2 separate regions of the Homo sapiens genome follow, and region 2 is linked to region 1. The links are chromatin loops, found by intact Hi-C in ENCODE. Cell type or tissue: Caco-2. All regions are shown on one strand. Each heading gives the region's core, and the rest is flanking DNA. Links, peaks and the distances in the headings are about the cores only.

What was found. Hi-C counts contacts between places; a loop is a spot of excess contacts. Peaks named below come from ENCODE experiments on the same cell type or tissue, not always from the same donor. Only the 100,000 strongest peaks of a DNase experiment are listed, where the experiment ranks them.
Region 2: a loop joins it to region 1, with 5 times the contacts of the local background. A loop is called at or near these places in 2 of 110 quality-filtered maps.

What each region holds. Positions count from the first base shown.
Region 1 is chr2:175,625,576-175,635,360 of GRCh38, reverse strand. It overlaps LOC107985962 (a long non-coding RNA gene), which reads left to right. Exons shown (of 4, transcript XR_007087312.1): 4 at 1,848-9,785. Among named protein-coding and RNA genes, the nearest start is that of LNPK, 370 kb to the left of the region's middle. In Caco-2, for the core only: no CTCF peak of the experiment used is centred there; a DNase peak (open chromatin) is centred at 4,320.
Region 2 is chr2:175,361,626-175,371,410 of GRCh38, reverse strand. No RefSeq gene overlaps it. Among named protein-coding and RNA genes, the nearest start is that of ATP5MC3, 180 kb to the right of the region's middle. In Caco-2, for the core only: a CTCF peak has its summit at 4,467; a DNase peak (open chromatin) is centred at 4,493.

The DNA of each region.
Region 1 (9,785 bases), core at 1,256-9,255:
GTTTAGAATAATAGAAGAAGCATAGTAAATAACTGCTGCAAATGAACAAATTCTGTTTTGCCCAATAGGATCATCGAGGCAGAAGAGCTTCTCCAAATGCATCATTTATTTCATTGAAGGTCAAACTCTTTTTTAGGTTGTGGACTGTTTCTATATTGGAAAATTGCTTCCCCTCATGGCAACACAAAAATTTATTGCCCCAGAATTAAGTGAATGGATTATATTCTCAAAGGAGTGGATGTCTGAGTTCTAGTTAATACAAATAAATATGGTTTTGGAATAAAGGTACAAACATGGCCATATAATTTGTAAGTCATAATATTCTGGAGAACATTTCACAGACCCTTGGGATCTTCCAGTGTTTCCCTGGACTGTGCATTGAGAACCAGCCCCTCTCAGGGAGAGAAGTGAAAGACAGACACTTGCATTGCAGTTTGAGTTTCATCTCGTTGTGTCTTAGGCAGGCTTCTGGGACCCTCTAATCTTTCATTTTCCCCTCTTGTGCTATGGTTCCTTTCCTTTACATGGCAAAAAGGCATTAGAAGATTTAGGTGATGAAGGTGAATTCCTTCTTTACTCATGAAAGGTAGTGCAGGCTCAGGTTCTGGAGTCAGTTCACATTCAAATCCCTCTTCTGCTACTTACAATGCCTCAGTTTTCTCATCAGCAACGTGGGGATGATAATAATTTTCTTGTCATGTAGGGTTTTTGTAGGGATAAAATATTAATATATATATAAAGGATTTAGTACTGTGTCTGGTACAGAGTAATTGCTAAAGAAATGCTATAATATTGTTGTAGGTATTTTTATCCTTCAAATATCAGCACAAAGGCTGCCTCCTCTCTGAGCTTTCTTGGTTCTCCCAGGCAGTTTTGTACTTTGTGCATAATTCTGGTAGAGCCATTTGTTTTGTTTTATTTTTGTACCAATTTTTAAAATTATTATCAGTTTGTTCCTATGTATGTTTCCTCAAAGACTGTAAACCCCTTGAGGTAGGAGATAGAGGATGGTGCTTTATTTGTATATCCCTAACACCAGAACAGTGCCTGGCATCCAGTGTTTATGGATAAATGAATAATTACATGGATGAATGAATGAATGCATGTTTCACTTGTTGTTTCCCAACGTCCGGTCTCTCCTTCTTTCTTTAGTATTTCAAAGTTTAGCAGAGCATGTGGCTGTCCAGCTAATAATCACATTTTCCAGCCTCCCTTTAAGCTAGTTGTGTCCATCTGTGGAAGTTCTGGCCAATGGGAAATGTGTAGTGTTCCACTTATGGATTATTCCCTTAAGAGAAAGAGGCATATCCTCCATTTTCCATTTTCCTGCCATCTCTGGATGGAATTGGTTGAGATGGTGAGATCTGGAGCAGCCAACTCAGACTGTGAGACAGATGGCACTGGTTAAGGGTGGCACGTGTTGAGGATGGCAGAGCAAGATTTAACAATCCCTGGGTTCCTAACGATGTAGAGCTGTGGAACCAGCCCTGGGCTGCTTGCATTCAGACTTTTATGTAAAAGAGAAATTTCTCTCTTGTTTGGAGCACTGTGTTGCTTTGGTTGTTTGTATTGGGCAGGGTGGCTGGTGAGTCTTTGTTTCAGTAGCTGAGCCATCTCCTAATACACCGTCCACAGAGCTACATTTACTTAAGCCCTGACCTTTGATAGATAATTTTCTACTGTAGATACTATTGATAAAAATAAATGTGAATTAGATTACACCGCTGGTTAGAATTGAGCAAGTTTGTGGATGAAATACAGAAACAAAGGCTTTAGTTTAGCTATTTAAAAAATCATTTTTAAATGATTTTAATAAAGTCACTCTGTTATTATCACTCTATTCCCAGGTGCCTGATGGTTACTCCAACTGGTGATGAGGGAAGAGGAATAAAAGGTTAGACACACCCTGTTACAGGACTGAGGGCGGGGAGCAGTGCCTATCCTAGGAAGTGTTTCTATTCAAATCTCGTTTAGGTGGGCAGGAAGGACAAGGTTTTGCCAGGCAACTGCCCTCATCTCAGCAAAACAAGCTTCCTCCCTACCCCATTCTCCTGTTGGCTAGCACAGTGCTTGTCCTGAAAAACAGGGTCCACAGAAAAAGAGTAGCAGCCCCTTTTGATCTCTGCTTTTTATTTGTAACAAACTGCTTTTTGACCTTCTAAGCAAGAGCTACCACACAGAGAGCTGTTTGAGTCTCTGGATCAGGAATTCAGGCTTGATGTGTGGGTTATAAGTTTTCTGATGTCAACAAAAATTTACCTAGAGATTTACCAAGATGCTGTTCCAGAGATTTTCATTGTAAAGGAAAATTATTGTGGAGAAAATTAAAAGGTATAGCAACAGCCTGATGTTCACTTCTTGGAAAGTATAGAAAATAGTGATGAAACATGAGTATATAGGTATATAGATACAGTTTTGAAACTTTGTTAAAGTATAGCATACACACAGGAAAGTGTCTAGACCATAAGTATACACTCTGATGAATTTTCACAAGCCAAAAACATCCATGTTACAACTTAAGAATGAAGAATTATGAAAATTCAAGCATCTTGTGTTATTCCTCTTAAATATTTTCGTTTAAAATTGAGCTGAAATATTTAAGAATCTAAAAAACATGACAACCTCCTATTTCCAACTTACAAATGTAAAATTGTAGAAGCACTGAAGAAATGCTTGTTATTAATAAGAAATGTTATTATTTCAGCATTTTTACCATGTAGCTCCAGATGTTAAAACTGTATGTTGCACATTCTTGATGTTTATACAACTGTCACATAGATCATGATAATTTAGAGCAATTTGTCTCAGCCTCCTCTGTGCAGTCTCCTGGTCGGTTCCACATATGCTCTATTTCTCCTTAGTGCTTCTCTGGCACTTCAGGCAGAAGTAACTTAACCTCTCAAGGCCTCGGTTGTCACAGCTGTAGATGGGGCACAATAACTGTACACACAGGATTGTGCATATGAAATTATAAAATGTATATAAAGAGGTGTACGTGACATTTGCATGTAGGAATACGTTAATGAATGTTGTTTGTTATTAGTACATTATGAATGCCAATATCAGTTAATGCCATTGCTTCTGGGTTTGGGGAAGCAACAGAAATAGCCACATAATTGTACTGACTATGTAATGTTCTTTTTCAGGACAGCCTAGGCCTGAAGTGAGGTTGCCAAAGTTATGTTCTTTATAGATGGAATATGTTTCCTCTAGTGAGAGGCAGTTTACATGTAGGCTTGTGGTTATTAATGTTTTTAACTGATGAATTATGTTGGAATTGGTGTATCTCTGCAAAGAATATTTCCAAATGGTCTTAAAGGAATGTCATGTAGCATTTATTACAGTCATTGCAATAGGGACACCTCCCACCTGCTTTAATTTAGTGACATTACTTCTGGTTAAAAGCCTTAGGTAAGGCCACACACAGTGGCCAGTGATTTGGATAATTAGAAGGAATGGCAGAGGCCTGTCTCTTTACAAGGAAGTTAGCAGTGACATGCAATTAAAGCAAACCTTTGGGGGAAGCCAGGTACCTCTAAGGATTATAGTAGATTGGGTCAAATCAAACAATATTTATAGAATTCTCTCCTTTCACAAAGAATTTCTGCTTGCTTATTTTTAATAAATTATTTCAGAGATAATGATGTTATTTTACATAAGTAGAGCAAGAAGAAAAGTATAACTTAAGCTTTATTTTCTCATAATTTTTTGTACTACACAGGCCAGCTGCAAACAGTTCACCTGATGAAGCATCTGAACCTTACATTATCATGTATGTATTGGTGTGGTGTTTTCTGCTTTAAAAGGTGCTTTCACATCCATTACCTAGTACAATCCCCACAACTGTAAGAGGCAAGGGAAGGAGTTATTATGATGTCCTCTTCAAACAAATAAATGGAAGCTGAGCTCTGATAAGGCATTTGTCATAGTCCTTTTATGGTTGAGGCAAGACTAAAAGTTGAGTTTTATGACTCATGGTGTAATGCTCTTTCCAACATATGGAACTGTTTTCTCAAACATAAATGTATGTTCTTACTTTCTGTGCTTTCCAAGAGTACAGTTTTCTTTCTCTCCCTGAGATGCTGGGGTGGTCATGAGTGCCTTGGAGAATAAGCTGAAAGCCCTAGACTTTGTCTTCAGAGAAAAAATGGACATACTCACACAGGTAAAAATTGACATTCACCTTCAGGCCGTCTCCTAAAATCTGCCTGGGTAATAGAATAGGGTGTCTGGTAAAATACTAGCCTGGGCTTGACTCCAGCCGGGTGGGGGCACCTGGCGTTCTCAGTAAAGAAGACAAAAGCAGGAGCCAGCATACCATTAATGTTTACTTAGCCCTTACTCAACACTAGGTGCTGCACTGCACACGTCATGTTGGTTCAAACCCCACAACAACTCTTGAAGCTGAGTGTTATTATTGGATTCATTTTATGGATGAGGACACTAAGAACATCTCACCTGAATTCGAAGCCAGATGTCCACTTTCCCCCACTCTGCTACACAGCCTCCCAAAGTGATAACTACGTGTCAGTGCTGAGTTGTTTCTCTGGTCGCTGGCCCATGCCTGTGTGCGGTGGTGTGGCTGGGAAGGTGGAAAGGGTTTTTTTTTTTTTTTTTTTTTTGAAGCTTTTAGCAGTAAGGTTCCTTGGGGAAATTGTGTTCTTGGGGGTGCCAGGTTAGAACTGTTAACGACCGTAGAAATGTGAAGTGTGAAAAGTGTTCAGATACAGGGACAGAAAAGAACAGGGCAGCATCCAATGGGTGGTCCATTTCTCCTGGGACATGTGTTGGATGTTCAGCTGTCATATTAATGTTTATGTATACCATGCTACATGTTCTCGCTGACTTGGCAAATGATTCACAAAGTTACTGAAATGAATGAAGTAAACTTCTCATGGGTAGACCTGGGGCTGGGGAAAAGGAAAAGGGAAGTGCCTACATTTGGGGTTTCCTGAACCGTAAATAATGATCGTGTTGCCATTCCCAGCAATATGCTTCTGTCATTAATTAAGTTTTATGGAAAGCTATGGCGTTCATGACTTTGGCCTCTTCCCGCTCTTGATCTATGTGGTGTTATGTGGTGTAGACAGCAGTGCTCATAGGTGGGATTTGTCTGACAGGGGGATTTGAATTAGTCTGATGTAAAGTGCCTGCTAATATATGGCATGCCACTGCACTGGGTGAGTAGGAAGGGAGAAAGCAATGATGATGTTCCCCCCTGTTGCCGCTGATTATTTTTCCAGCACCTATACAAGGAATCAGAATCCTGTTTTTTGTTAGGCTTAATTTTAAGGTCAGATTTTTTTCTGGTGTCGTTGAGAGAGTTGGGCTGCCACTCAGATTCAGCAGCGTGGTGCTGTGTACTTGAGAGAAGGGTCCATAAGGTTGGGAGTAGCGGGAGATACTGGCCCCTCCGCACTCATCAGGCTCAAACATGTTCAAGACCCCAGCAAAAGAAGTCTGAGTGGAGCTTTTTGAGGTGGCCTACACCAGTGTTAACAATGCTGCCAAAAAATTATCTCTCACCATTGACCTAAAGCCCTCCTGCTAGGTTTTCAGAGCAGTGGTTTTTAAAATATTAGCGTACATCAGATCACCCGAAAGGCTTGTTATAGCACAAATTGCTGGTCCCCCTGCTCAGAGTTTCTGATTTCATAGGTCTACGGTGGTACCTGAGAATCTGCATTTGTAACAAGGTCCCAGGTGATGCTGATGGTGCTGTTTCAGGAGCCAAACTTTGAAAACTACTGCCTTAAACTGACTATAAGGGCAGCAGTTAATAATATGGGTTTGGGAGTTAGACAGCTCTGAATTCAAATCCTGTTCTGCCACTGTGAAATTCTAGAAAAGCTGCCAAGCCCAGGCTTCCTCACCTGTAGAAAGGGAATTACAAACGTTTTGTTTGTTCTGTTTTGGTTTGGTTTCGTGAGGACTGAATGAGATAATCTATGTGAAGTGCTTAGCACAGTGCCAGGCACATGGAGGTGACATTACAGATGTGAGCTCATGCTATTGATATATTCTGCCTCTTAGAGCAAGGCCTCAAGTAATGTGGCCCGCATGTTAGGGCAAAGACACCAAGCTTAAGGAATCTCTTTAAAGTTAAGAAGTCAGAGAAAATGTAGGAGAGAAGAATCAGTAAAACGAAGACCATGGGACTTCTATTCCTTAAGGCTTTCTGATGTCTTGGGAAATAGAAAAGAAAACAAGCAAAGGTATCTATTTTGTAATAAGCAGTGAGAAAGTCACTCTCCACCAAGAGATGCCTTAGGAAGATGGGATTGAAATGGGAATCCTGAACTGACCATTGGGGCTATTAGCATTTCACATGTAAATTCCAATAAAGTGTCAGATATGCAGAGGTTAGTGGACTTTTTTTCTAAATGGGCTTTATAAGTAAAAGGATAAAGGTTACACAAACCAGGGAGAGCAGCATACAACAGAGGGATGCAGCATTTTGTACAAGTGTGTTAGTCGGGATTCTCCAGAGAAACAGAGCCAAAGAAGATAGATATTTATCTATGTAAATACATAGATAATATATTTTTGGCCCATGTCTTATGCAATTATGGAGGCTGAGAAGTCCCACGATCTGTAAGCTGGAGACCCAGGAAGTCTGAAGGTGTCTTTTGAAGTCCTGAGAGCTGGAGAGCTGGAGACTGGTGTAGATTCCAGTCTCAGTCTCAGAGCCTGAGGACCAGGAGTGCTGAAGGCAGAAGATTGACATTCAGCTCAAGGAGTCAGAAAGCAAATTTAACTTTCCTCTGCCTTTTTGTTCTATTCACTCACTCAACAGATTGGATGAGTCATGACTACAATGGGGAGGGCAATTTGCTTTCCTCAGTCTACCAATTCAATCTGATCTCTTCCAGAAACACCCTTCCAGGCATACCCAGAAATAAGTTTAACCAGCTATCTGGGCATCCTTTGGCCCAGTCAAGTTAACACATAAAATTAACCATCACAACATGAGACATATATTTACAAAGATACTGTGTGCTGGGGCCAGTTATGAAGCAAGTAATGTTTATCATCCTGGAGCCAACCCACAACTGTCTTCATCTTATTTCTGGATTTTGATGGGCTCTTTGCTCAGTGGAGTGAATTGTAACTTTCTATCTCCTCAAGCTCTACCCCACTGGCAAAATAATTACCGAGAAAATATTTACAAAAATTAATTGCTAGCTAGTGTAAATTATATCTTAAACTATGACTACTCCCTAGGATAGTATTTTCCAAACTGTGTTTCCAGGGACTATGAATAGGTAATGGGTAGAACAGGCATTCTTGATGAAACACACAAATGTTCTTGTCAAGAACACCCAAGGATCTCAGAAGTCCTGAAGTTTTTTTAAAAACTCTGCTTAATTTTGATTAACTCAGTGGTGATTGTCCCTTTTTAAAAATTGTATCTGTATTTTAAAATTTTTTCTATAATGAGTTAGTATTACTTTTAAAAGAAAATATGGATCAGATTTTACTAGAATGAAAAAGAATATAATTTAGGCCACCAAATGTAGCTTCTAGCTTTCTTTAGTCTCCACCCTATTCTTCCTTTACTTCTGTGGGGGAACCAAGGACAGCATGATGTCAGATTCTAAAATAACAAATGCTTCATAAAATTTCCTTTTTGAAAAGATAACTGAATTAGGATAGTTTGTATAACCATTGAATGATTCAGATGCTTGCCCTTTTGGGAATCCCCTTCATCCAAGTTAAAGGAATGAAGCAACAAGCCATCTGTGCAATTAACTGCTCAACCTAATTACTCTAAAGAAGTGAGTCAGTCAAATCCTGGGACATTCAAAACTTCCAGTGGACAGGGGTGCCACAGAATCTGGGAACCACATTCAACTTTTCTAAGCTTGAGCTTAGACAGCTGGTCAGAGATGTTATGGCTACATTTGTAGGCAACAACTCAAGGAACTGGCTTTTCCTGAGAAAGGAGATTTTCTCCCCAGATTGCTTTCAGAACAAACCGTAAAGGGATAACCCCACATTCTTTGAAAATCTTTATTCCTGAGAAGTGTTTAAAAATTTTCAAGTGGGGCATGGTGTGATCTATAGGCTATTCTTCGCGAGGAGGGACCGTTTGGTGTGTCTGAAATCTTGAGGATAATCAAGGACCCAACACTCTTAGGTGAAATGCCTTTGGAGAGAAACTGAAGTCTGCTACAATTAGATTAGAAAGAAACACGTTTGACATTCTAGAAAGCAAATTTAGGCTGTTGAATCCAACAGTGTGGGACAATGTTTCCAATTGGCAATGAATAGGCTAAATGATTCTTGTCTCTCTTTGGTGGAAGTGAAATAGAATACTAATTGAGCAAGTATCACTCAGATAAGCAAAGTAAATTGGACTTCAGTCTCTAGTGGGTTTTGAGGTTATGACCACACTTTGAGCTCCTGGAGGGGTGCCACTCCAGGTAACAATAGGCCATTTGGGCTTTCCTGAACGGGGACCTTCAGGCAGAATAAATTCAAACTTAAGAAAAGTCGGGCAGAGGAGATACTGTGCTGACCTGCCCAGAACACTGACGATTTAATGACAAGAACTGGCAAGTGTAATTTTGGTTAAAATGTAATTTCTTACTGGAAAAAAATGGTTTTTGTCTTAAACAATTTGGAAATTTAATGAAAAATTCAATATTCTTCATTCTTAAGTAGTCTGCCCTTCAGTATAAAACGGCCAAATATCCCCTACCAAAAAGAAGAACAAGGAGATAGAGGAAAATGAGAGCTGGGCAAGGACCACACTGTCACGAATGGTACACTGAGCACCACTGCAGTGCCCATCCCATGCACCTGGCCAACAGCAATGGTGGAACCTAGTACCCAGCAAAGTGCATGCTGAGCTTTCTTCTGCCTCATGGTACCAGAAGCAAGTTTCAGTGACGCGTGTTCCCTCTCATTCCTTGGGACAAATTGTCCTAGTGAGAGAAAGCTCTAATACTCATGCACAAGACATTCCATGACAGTAACGATAACACTTACTCACATTTACATTTATATGTCTGGTCTTTTCTCTATCTGTTTCTCAGAAAGAAAACTCAAATACCGGACTGTCTGGTTTAAAACCAGACACATGGCAACCCTATTTACTAAAACTTTACTGCTGGGCACTGTGCTATTTGCTTTCACATATATTGTGTCTTATTCAATCCTTGTAATGGTTCTGTGAGTAAAGTAGGATTCCTATTTTACAGATGAGGAAGCTAAAGCTCAGAGAGGTTAAGTAGTGTGCTTACAGTCACCCAGATAGTTATTGGATATGGTACTGTGACCCTAGAATGTTTGACCTTACATTTCTTTATTTTTCTTTGATATTTGATGCATTGAAATGATTCAAGAGTTCTTGAAATCTGTCATCAAGTTTTTCCTTGGTTGAAGTTTGGATATGGAACACTTCAAAACATAATAGCACCCTTGGGATCTCAGAAAGTATGTTGTCTATGAAGTATTAGGAAAAGATTCGAAGAGTGGCATCAATAATCAACTGTTAATAAATTTGAAAGAGCCACATTTTGCAAAAAAACAAAAAGAAATTCCACCAACAAGACCATGAAAGGCTGAAAGAATTACAGGCTTTGACAATGAATGGTATCCCCATGCCTTGGTCAGGAGCCATCTCAGAGTCTCATCTTAGTAAGTTGCAAAATCTGCCCAATTGCTGTCACCTATTGGCTACTGGATACCTAGTTTGATTAGATTTTCAGGCTCTTTATTGTTTCCTTTTAAAACTTTCAAATGATTTTGTGCAATGAATGGAACCAGATGGAAATACA
Region 2 (9,785 bases), core at 1,286-9,285, 260 kb after region 1:
TAGATAAGGAGATGAGGGAGGGGGAGGGACAGACAGACCTATAGATGACAGATCTGTAGCCAATGTTGTTAGCATGCCAGATCTTATTACAGGACCATGGGAGGTCATGCACGCCACATCCAGACTCCATGGGGACCACCACATTTAAAACAAGATGAAAAAAATGTGATGTAGGGGAAAAAACCCTCATGGGCAGCCTTCAAAGGCAGAGACAGGTTGTGACTGGATTAACATTTATTGACTGTTTAAGCCTGCTTTTTTGCTTCAGGACAGAGATACATGAGTTTAATTGCAGAGGCTGTTCTGCCAACTGATCACCAGAGTGGCAACCAAAGCTTAACTAATCGGTCCTTCATTAGTGAAAAGTCTCTATTACAAAACAAATTAAGCATGCTCTGATCCTAACCTACAGGTCCAATGGCATTACGGCAAAGTTTAAGCTGTTAGAGCTGTGAAAAACTTATTAAGGGTTAGCGCTGAGATAGCACTTGGCTATTGATTTTACAATACACAGGTATTATGATTTATGGAGTGCTGGTGTCACTCTAACAAGCTGAAGGACACACAATATCATCTCCAGCATCATTAAAATTCAGAAGCCTCCAGAACTAACTCATCAACCATTGTGCATTGTCACAGACTACGGAGCCAGGCCCCAGCTTCAAAACGTCCGAAGCTTTGAGACAGTCACCTCCCTGCTTGCTTGGCAATCAGAAGTATAGACCGGCCCCTCAAAATGCTTTCAGTGCCTTCAATTAATAATCAGAGGCTATTTTCACCCTGAGTTGTCAAATATTTTGTTATTTAATTTTGCCTTTTAACATCCAGAAGTATTTTGTGCATATCTACTACACATCTGTTTAAAAAAGAAAGACTATACACCAAGGCAGTATATAATTCAGGCAAGGATCTAACTAAACCATGCCAAAAAAAAAAAAAAAAAGATTTTTTTTTTACACATAAAAAGCTGGCAGAAGTAGCTGTGGTAATCCATCAATAGATATTCAATGAGCACCAATTAGGTTCAAGTCATAGTAATAAGAGTTAATCATTATTAAGCATTTACTATATTCCAGAATTGTTCTGTCCTTTTATTTTATTAATACAGTTAATCCTCACAAAAACCTTTGAAATGAAAAGTAGTTTTTTATCTCCTTCTTACTGATAAAAATACAGAGACACAGAGAAGTTAAGTGTATAGCTGCCAGGCAGAATAGCCAATATTTCAAAGTGAGGCAGTTTGACTTCCAGGTGTTGTCTTGGGCCAATTCCTAAATGTAACAATCATTTCTATTAACAAAAGCTGCATCTTTTCAACTAACTTCAATATCGGTCAGTCTGCAATTTGAGGATGTTTCCAGTTAAATCGAATTTTAAAAATTGACCATTAGTTTTGTTGAAAAACTTTCCCATACAGTGTTATTGAAACACCCTTCAGTTATTTTCTGAGTTACGTAATCACAATGAGTATATTCTTTCAGAGCACCCATTTTCTGTGCCTTTAATCATTTTTGATACTTTCATTTATTTGTATCTTTCTACTTTGCATAAAATGATAGATAAATCAAAGACATAGTACTTTTTTCTTTTTTTCTTTTAACATCATTTCCCACTCCCAAACTCAAACTAAGCCCTATACTGAATTTTTTACAAGCATCTGTGGTATTTACAATCAATGTTGTCATAAACAAATTAAATTACAAACTTCTAACTTAGCTTTATGTATGTATTTTTCCATGACAATGTTTACCAAAGAGTGGAAATAGGCAAGTGATGTGTCTATATTGTATCTGAAGCTAAAGAATTTGGGGACTGGTGTAGCTGAAGAGTCTTCTTTCAAACCTCTCTCACCCGTAGGTTCTGGGGCCACAGAATATGGCCCTTGGAACAGTGTTATAATTTTATTATTGATTCGTGTTCAACTTTATAACGTCAGATAATTTCCTGTTTCATGTGCATAGTGAATCATTTTCTAAATTTCATTTGAGATTTCTTTTCCCATGCACTTCACACACATTATATCCCTATTAAAGATTGTTCCAATTCTTACTAGCCATTTTTACAACTTGAAAGGTTATTAGATTTCAAATTCTGCTTGTCATTTCCTCCCACTGTCCTGGTGTCTTTCATCATCTAAGTGCCCAAGAATATCATAGATGTTACAGATGGATAGCTGGCATCTATTTGCCTAGCCAATACTGAGTTAGGAAAATCTTCTCCTTTGTTATCTATCCACCCAAGCAGCTTTCCTCTGCTTCTCAATGTAACTTGCCAGTACCAAGGGGTCTCCATGGTTCTGATTATCTTTGGATCATGCTGGCCCTTTAACTCAAAGTGCACTTCCCTCCACTCTCCACCTATAAAATCACAATTCATTATTAGTGGTAGGAATCAACTGTTATCCCTTCCTGGAAACCTTCTGTGATTCCTTAAGTCAGAATTAATCACTCTACCCTCATTTGTTTCCCTGTGTTAGCAACTTAATTTTGACTGAATCAAAAGCCTCGCTGATAGGAAGTTGTATATGAAATCAGAGTTTTGCTCACGTGCAGTTTCGTTGTATTTACTCAACTATTCCCTGGGAGTTTAGAATCTTCCACAGTATTCATCTCTGATACTTTAGTCTTGTTTTCATGTCTTGCAAGTATTGTTTTCTGACCTTCAGCCCTTTTGGTATTCATTTAGTCAAATTTGTTGCTCGGTAGCTTTTATCTGTCTCACATAAACCATGAAATAGAATTTCTTGTGTCCATCGTGGTATTTCCTTTTAAAATATGCACCTCTTCTGAACTCCTTTGTCCCATGGGATATGCCTAAATGTGACTTCAGCCTCACTTTGATCCACAAGATCCTTAAGAGCTGGTGGAGACCTCAGCTATAAGCTTAATACAATCTCTCATCTTATGGATAAGAAACTAATCTGGGGAAGACAGAAGGGACTAACTCCAAGTCATCCTGCTAGTTAGGGTGACATAGATGGATTACCATCAGTGTCCTGTTTCTAAACCTGAGAAGAGCAAATTAACTACACCTAAATGCGGAAAAATAAAATCAACCATAATGGTGCTGGTCATGTGGAGTTTACTGAATAAGCCTTTACACAGCCATGGGCTCTCTCCCAGTGGGGTCATCTTGACAATCCTCCTAAGCTTCCTGACTTTGATTTCTAAAAATTAATACATATTCTATATTTGCCTGGGTTTCTTTCTATCCTCTCACAACCCTGACCTCTAAATTTATCTCACCTTCACCAACGCAGTCTCCATCCTCTGTAGCTTCCCCTATCCTCCTTTCTCAGGCAGAACAAGCCAACACATCTTACAAAGCTTCCACAGTTTCTGTACATAACTTCTCATTCCATGAACAGCCTCCAACTCTTCACACATGGAATGCTCTTCTCTCCAGCATAGCTCATCACAATCCTAAACTTCACAACGCATCTCAAAAGCCAACTCATTTTTCTGACCACATTCAACCTCCTCTCTTAGAATTAGTTGTTTAATTGGCTTCCTTTCACAGTACCTTGTTTTTGCCTCAGTGCTAACTCTTAGCCCAATCTGTTTTCTATTAGAATTTCTTTTTTATTTATCATTTACTAGACTGCACTCTCTGAAGAGAGCTATTTTCCTTTAGGCACTGAGTGACTTCACGAAGCATGGCCTAAATAAATGTTTGTTGAATAAATAAATGAATGATGAGAAAGGCATTTTGAATATCTGTTGCCTATTCTACACAAATAGATCTACCTAAAACTCCAGAAATGTCCTGTTAGTCAAGGCTTTTAAAATGTAATTTTTTTCTAGAATGGATGGCATAAAGGAATTCCATGATGCATAAAAACAAAGAATGTTATGACATGCTTTATATATTGTGAATCAGTATTGGTATTTCTAAATGTGACCTAAACTTTATATTCAATTATGATCAATTGTAATTTCTCTTTTTGGAGGGTAATTGCTCTTACCTTCTTTATCTGAGATGGCAGGGGGAGACAGTTTCAATACCTACAGTCTCACAAAAAATAAATAACTTCATAAAAACTACCATGAAGCAGCTTCATGGTTGATATTTAGAGTTTCAGCCCATTCCCAAAAGATTCCAATGAGGACAGAAAAAAATCATTCATTCCTCTAGCTGTTTCATCCAAACAAAGACACATATTTAAATATCAGGAAATACCACTGTAGCTGCCTGGATATTCTTTTTTCTCTTTGGGGCACAGTCAGATCAGGCAGATCATGTCCACACCATTAGGTCAAGGGTGTTCTCACACCAAACCTAGATGTGTCTTTGCTTCTCCTCATCACTTGTAACTTGTGACGTCACCCTTTCACTCCTTGAATAAATCCAGTATCAGCCCCAGCCCATATAAATCTGTTCTGCCCCTTTGCTTCTGTCTTCATGTACAGCATACTGTAAATAATCATAATGGAGTGGTGTAAATAGTTCTGTGGTACACTGGAGACCCCTATTGGTGAGACTCAGACAGTGAATTCGAAGCCCGACATCCTAGCGAACAGAACTGGATCCGCGTCTGCTGGGCTCCTTGGGGTTCCAGTAGAGCAGAAAGCGATGCCTTTAGCAATTTTTGCACATTGATTAATCAGTTTATGAAAGCAAATGTGTGTGTGTATTTACTGTACTTTGTGTTTGTATATGACATCACCAAATAAGAAGGCAGCACAAATGACAAAAAAAAAAAGTATGTGACCTCCTGTAATTTTAGGGCCATTCATTTTCAGTAGACAACACACAATAGGGATACATGCAGCATTGCTGTTATATAAATACATATTGATCAAAATATGGCAAAGCATTCACACAGTTCAAAACTCTGAGCGTTAGATAGTAAAACATATACTCCACATGTCCACTTTTAAAAACAATATCCTATGCTTTTCAAGATTTCTAAGATAGAGTTTAACACATAACTAGGTTTTTCAGGGCTCTTAAAAGGTACCTTGCTTAAACTAAGAGTTACTGGTTTAGAACCTCTGAATGTTTAAAATTCTGATTTCAAATTATAAAGGAAAAATTAATTTATAATAAAGAATTGACTACCTCTTAAACACCTCAGCACATTTTTCAATGTGCATATTGAAATTAGTCTGACAGCTTAAAAGATGAAAGAGCTACAGTTTATATTGTAAGTATAATGTAAAAGGTAGTAGAGAATGCCAAATGTACCATAAATCATTCATTTCAGGTGGTAGGATTGTCTGAGAATGTTATTTTGAATGTTGCCCAGTGTTTTTCCTCTTTATTTTCCACAGCTACCTTAAAAATAAATTTTGAAAAGACTAATGGCCGCGTGAATGAGCTATTTCAAATAGTTGCTTTAAAAACACTAAGAATTTCTACCCTGGCCACACGTTCTAAAGAAGCAAAACTCATCACTTACCAGATGAAAAATGCCTTTGTGCCTAGTCTTGAAATGTCCATATCCCTTAATTGGCATATTCATATAATATAAAAATAATTTAATAACATTAGACAAAAATAATGCTAATGGAAAAAAACCTAGAAAATAATTACAGACACAGTCAGTTCTTGATCACCTTTGTTACTGGTTTTGGTAATATTTTTATACTTGTTTTCTTCTCCATTTCTTTCAAACTAAATTGCTATTTCTTCTGCCTTCCTCCTACTTTCTCCCCGATACACACACAAACACACACACACACACACACACACACACAATCTCCTCCTCAAAATGCAATCTTTGCCTTGACTTTAGCTGAAGCTCCAAGCATAGGAGAGGTCCTGAGTGTAGAGCATAAAAATCTGATACCAGTGAGCTCAACATAAAATACAAAGTCCTGTTCACACACTATGATTATTTGATGATCATTTATTTCTTTGCTGCCCATACCAGCCTATCCTACATGCATGTGTAATTTATTTGTGTTGACTTCCTAATCTTATTTGAAATGGAGAAAATATTTTTATTCTGCTACATGCAACTGCTTCTAACTGCAAAGCTCAGACTTAATCCCTCAGGCTGAAGACTGAGAGGGGAGATGATTGGGAAAAGAATGTGGACTGTGGTCCTGTGAGATCTGAGCTCTCCCTTTAGGAAACACATTCATCTCCTTCTCTCTAAAGGTCCCAAGTGAATGTGGCCTAATAGAACCAGCACAGAAGCAGTGCATTTTTGGTGTAGAGTTCTGAGTGTGTGACTGGGGTGGGGGTGAGAGGATGGAATTTTAAAAAGGTCAGAAAGCTACAGGGCCTAGTGATGTAGACATCAGAGAAGGGAAACCCCTAAATTCTAATCCCAGCATCGTTGCCTCTGTCACCACCTTCCCTGGAGGGTTTTTTTTAAAGGTAGTTTTCTTGGAACATATGCACTGTCTTTACTGCTAGAGTTAATAACTGAATGATGATTTTTAAATACAGAGTGCTCGAGGCTACATTCTGTGATAACTTCCTGGGCCATCCAGCAATGCCCAACAAAGTACACTTCTGGAATGCACACTTGGAGCGAGATAATGATCCTACAAATAACAGACTTAATAACATTTCTACCACACTCTCTTGGCTCTTGACAACTGTTTTATCCAGCTCAGAGAGGTGCAGGATGAGTGCCCTGTACAGGCAGTATTTCTGCAAACTTTAATGATAAAAGGAAATAGTATTATAAGGAATAAAACCACTTTGTTCAGAGGAAAGAACAAAGGGCAAAAGTCAGAAAGTTCAAAGAACAAAATGATCCAAGCTCTGCCATAAGTGGATTTTATAACCTCTTTCTTTATTTTGTTTCTCCTCATCTATCGAGTGGGCATTATAATTCCTCCCCTGACTGTGTTATACATGAAAATCAAGGGAGATGATATATATAAAAGTGCTTTGAAAGGCTACAAGCCTCATCTCCATGTGTGGGATTATGATTATCCTTACTACTGTCAAAAAATGCCAATGCCGCTCAGTGCTATTAGCAAAATCCAATTCCTTTTGTTTGAATTTTGCCTATAGAAAGCAATAAAGTGGAATAAATATCCATTAGTCAGTAGTCAACATATATTGGAACAGCTGAAACACCAAATCTTTTTAGTCTGAAAGTAGAATGCTAAACTAATGTTATCTCAGGAGTTGTCGGGGGAACGAGGGGGAGGCATTGCTGAGTAGAGGTGGGGGGTAGATTGGGGAGACGCAGCTGCAATAGGGCAAAAAAAGCCTCTTTCTCCTCCCAAGAAAACGTCTCCACTAAATTCCATTCAATCTAATTACGCATAAGAGAAAAGTCAGGAAGAAGGGTCAGCTTGAACGGAGGCCTGTTATTGGTCAGCATTAAGATAATATTGATAGAAAACATAATGCAATACATTTTCCTCTGCCACACGTTTCTGAATAATAGCAATTTGCCCACTAGCTAACCACCTCAGCATAAACACTAGAATGCTCCTGCTGAGTCTCCGAAAGCCTACTTGTCTGCAAGTGCACAATATACAAGGAACATCACCATAAAGCTCTGTGCCACCGTTCAATGCAAACAGTCCTCAGGTCCTGCTGTGAGTTGGCACACCCCACTGGACAGCTGGAGACTGGAGAGGAGAAGCTGCTGCCAATAACACGTGACAAGGGATTTTCGAGCAATTTTCTGGAAACCAACAGTCCTGTGCTTTATTATTTCACAGGCAGATATTGCTATGAGCTACATAGAGATACATTATGGTGCAGTGTACTGTCTATTTATACCTGATATGATATACAATAAAACACTCCAACGCTTTCCCAATCCCATTTGTGAGCTCAAGCAAGGAAAAATAGGGAGACAATTTGCCACAGCCTTATGTTATGCCTAATATAATTTTGGAAATCAGCTATTGCCCCAAACAACATTTTATTACATGCATCAAAAAGATTTAACTTGCCAAGGGTCACATAAGTGTACTCAGAATGTGCTTCAAAGCTGAGAGATACTAGAGATAGACGGTTTATTGTACATCTCATTCCTTCCCCTGCCCCCAAGATCGCTTGCAATGAAAAGCAACCAGAGATCATTAAAAAAAGATTGCTCATTTTATGTAGCTTGAATATATAAAATGGTAGTTATCTAAATTCCAGTGGCAAGAATGTTTGGAAGACAATGCCAAGAGATAAATGGAAGTGAGTTAAATCGGGAAGACAGGCTCTGTAGCAATTAGTCTAATGTAATATCATTTTTAATGTAAAGAAGCTACATTTTCTAATTTTCACTAAAAGCTCTAGGTGCTGAATGGGTTACAATATATGCATGCGATAAAAAACAGGTACACTCATCTTATAAAGTAGCCTATTAACCAGACTGCTAGTGCTGCAAAATCCAGTACACAGTAAACAATACTTTTCCTGTTAGAATAATGATGCATAGTTTACTCTTTTATACCATGCAGCACTTGGGGACCACATCCATTTACCAAAATAATACCAAATTAGTACTGTAAATATTGAAATCAGACCTTTCAGGCTAACCAGTGGCCTAATTTTCTCTTCAATCTGCTCTTCATCTCAATTCATCAATAACACTACCTTATTATCAGACTTTGACAGCAAGCTAAGGCTTTTGATAAATTATACATCTCAAGCCAGATTTAAAATTTGAAGCTCAAGTGCTAATTATCTGTACAGGCCTAGTTAATAACGAGATTTCTTGTTAAGTATCTGATCACAGCATGGGCATCATTTGTCAAGATCCTCAAGTCTACCTTAGAGACTGGCTCTTCGAATCCTCCCTTGCCTACCATATGTAAAATTGGGATCTTTGTTTCTTTAATAACCTTTTATTAGGAAGCTGACATAATGATTAAGTTCACCGTAGACACACACAATGAATTAGACAATTACCCTTGCTGCTTTAAACCACTCAGACTCCTAGCAAGACAAAATAATTAATATTGAATTTTAATTTGATGTGTTCCACATTTAAACCCCAATTTGCAAAGTACACCTGGAAAGCTGCTGCTGCTACCTTGCAGTTTGTGCTGATGAAATAAAGGCTCCTGCAGTTTGAATGTGAAAGCACAGAAGGCACGATGCACCACGATCACTTCTCAGTGGAGCACAGAATTTTCTAGCATTAATGGGAAAGGTAATTACCTAGGTCTAACTTTATAGCCTTTTCTCTAATGAAACTATAATCTCCCAGGCCTACACACTTTAAGCATTTGCATGATTTTAATGATTTCAGTGCCATAACTGTTGGTATACCCCGTCATTTTGAAAGGAAATGTCTTAAACACAAAGTCGTTAATTATCTTTCCAGGCTATTCTTATTGGCACAAAGTAAAGCTGAGTCAAAGAGAAGCGCCATTACAAAAACAACCAAGGACAGCATTTTTCACACGGCCCCCCAAAACCAGGCCACAAGTACATAAATCCATTTCTTCATGTTCATCATTCCCCAAACTTAACCTACACCACACAGCCATAAGACACACAGGCGAAGTCCTTTTGACTTTGCTCCCACACAGAATGGGTATAACATGATAAGACCATGAAATATTGCCACTCTCTAACCAAATTTCCTTTCAGAAAATCATTAACCCTCCTGGCTGGGGGCAGTTCAGTCTCATGGGAGGGGCTGGGAACTACTGCAATTTTTCTTTCATGAAAAGGTTGGAGTTTGGGAGAGGAAAGGTGACTTCCTTCTGTACTGTGTCACATAGTGCCAGGATTGAGATGCCAGACTAAACTGAATTATCTGTTTTAAGACCAATTAAGGCAACTCATGTTATTACAGGAAAGGAATAAAGATTCACAATCCATTTATTATGAACTCTAAAAGCTCTTATTCATCCAGATCG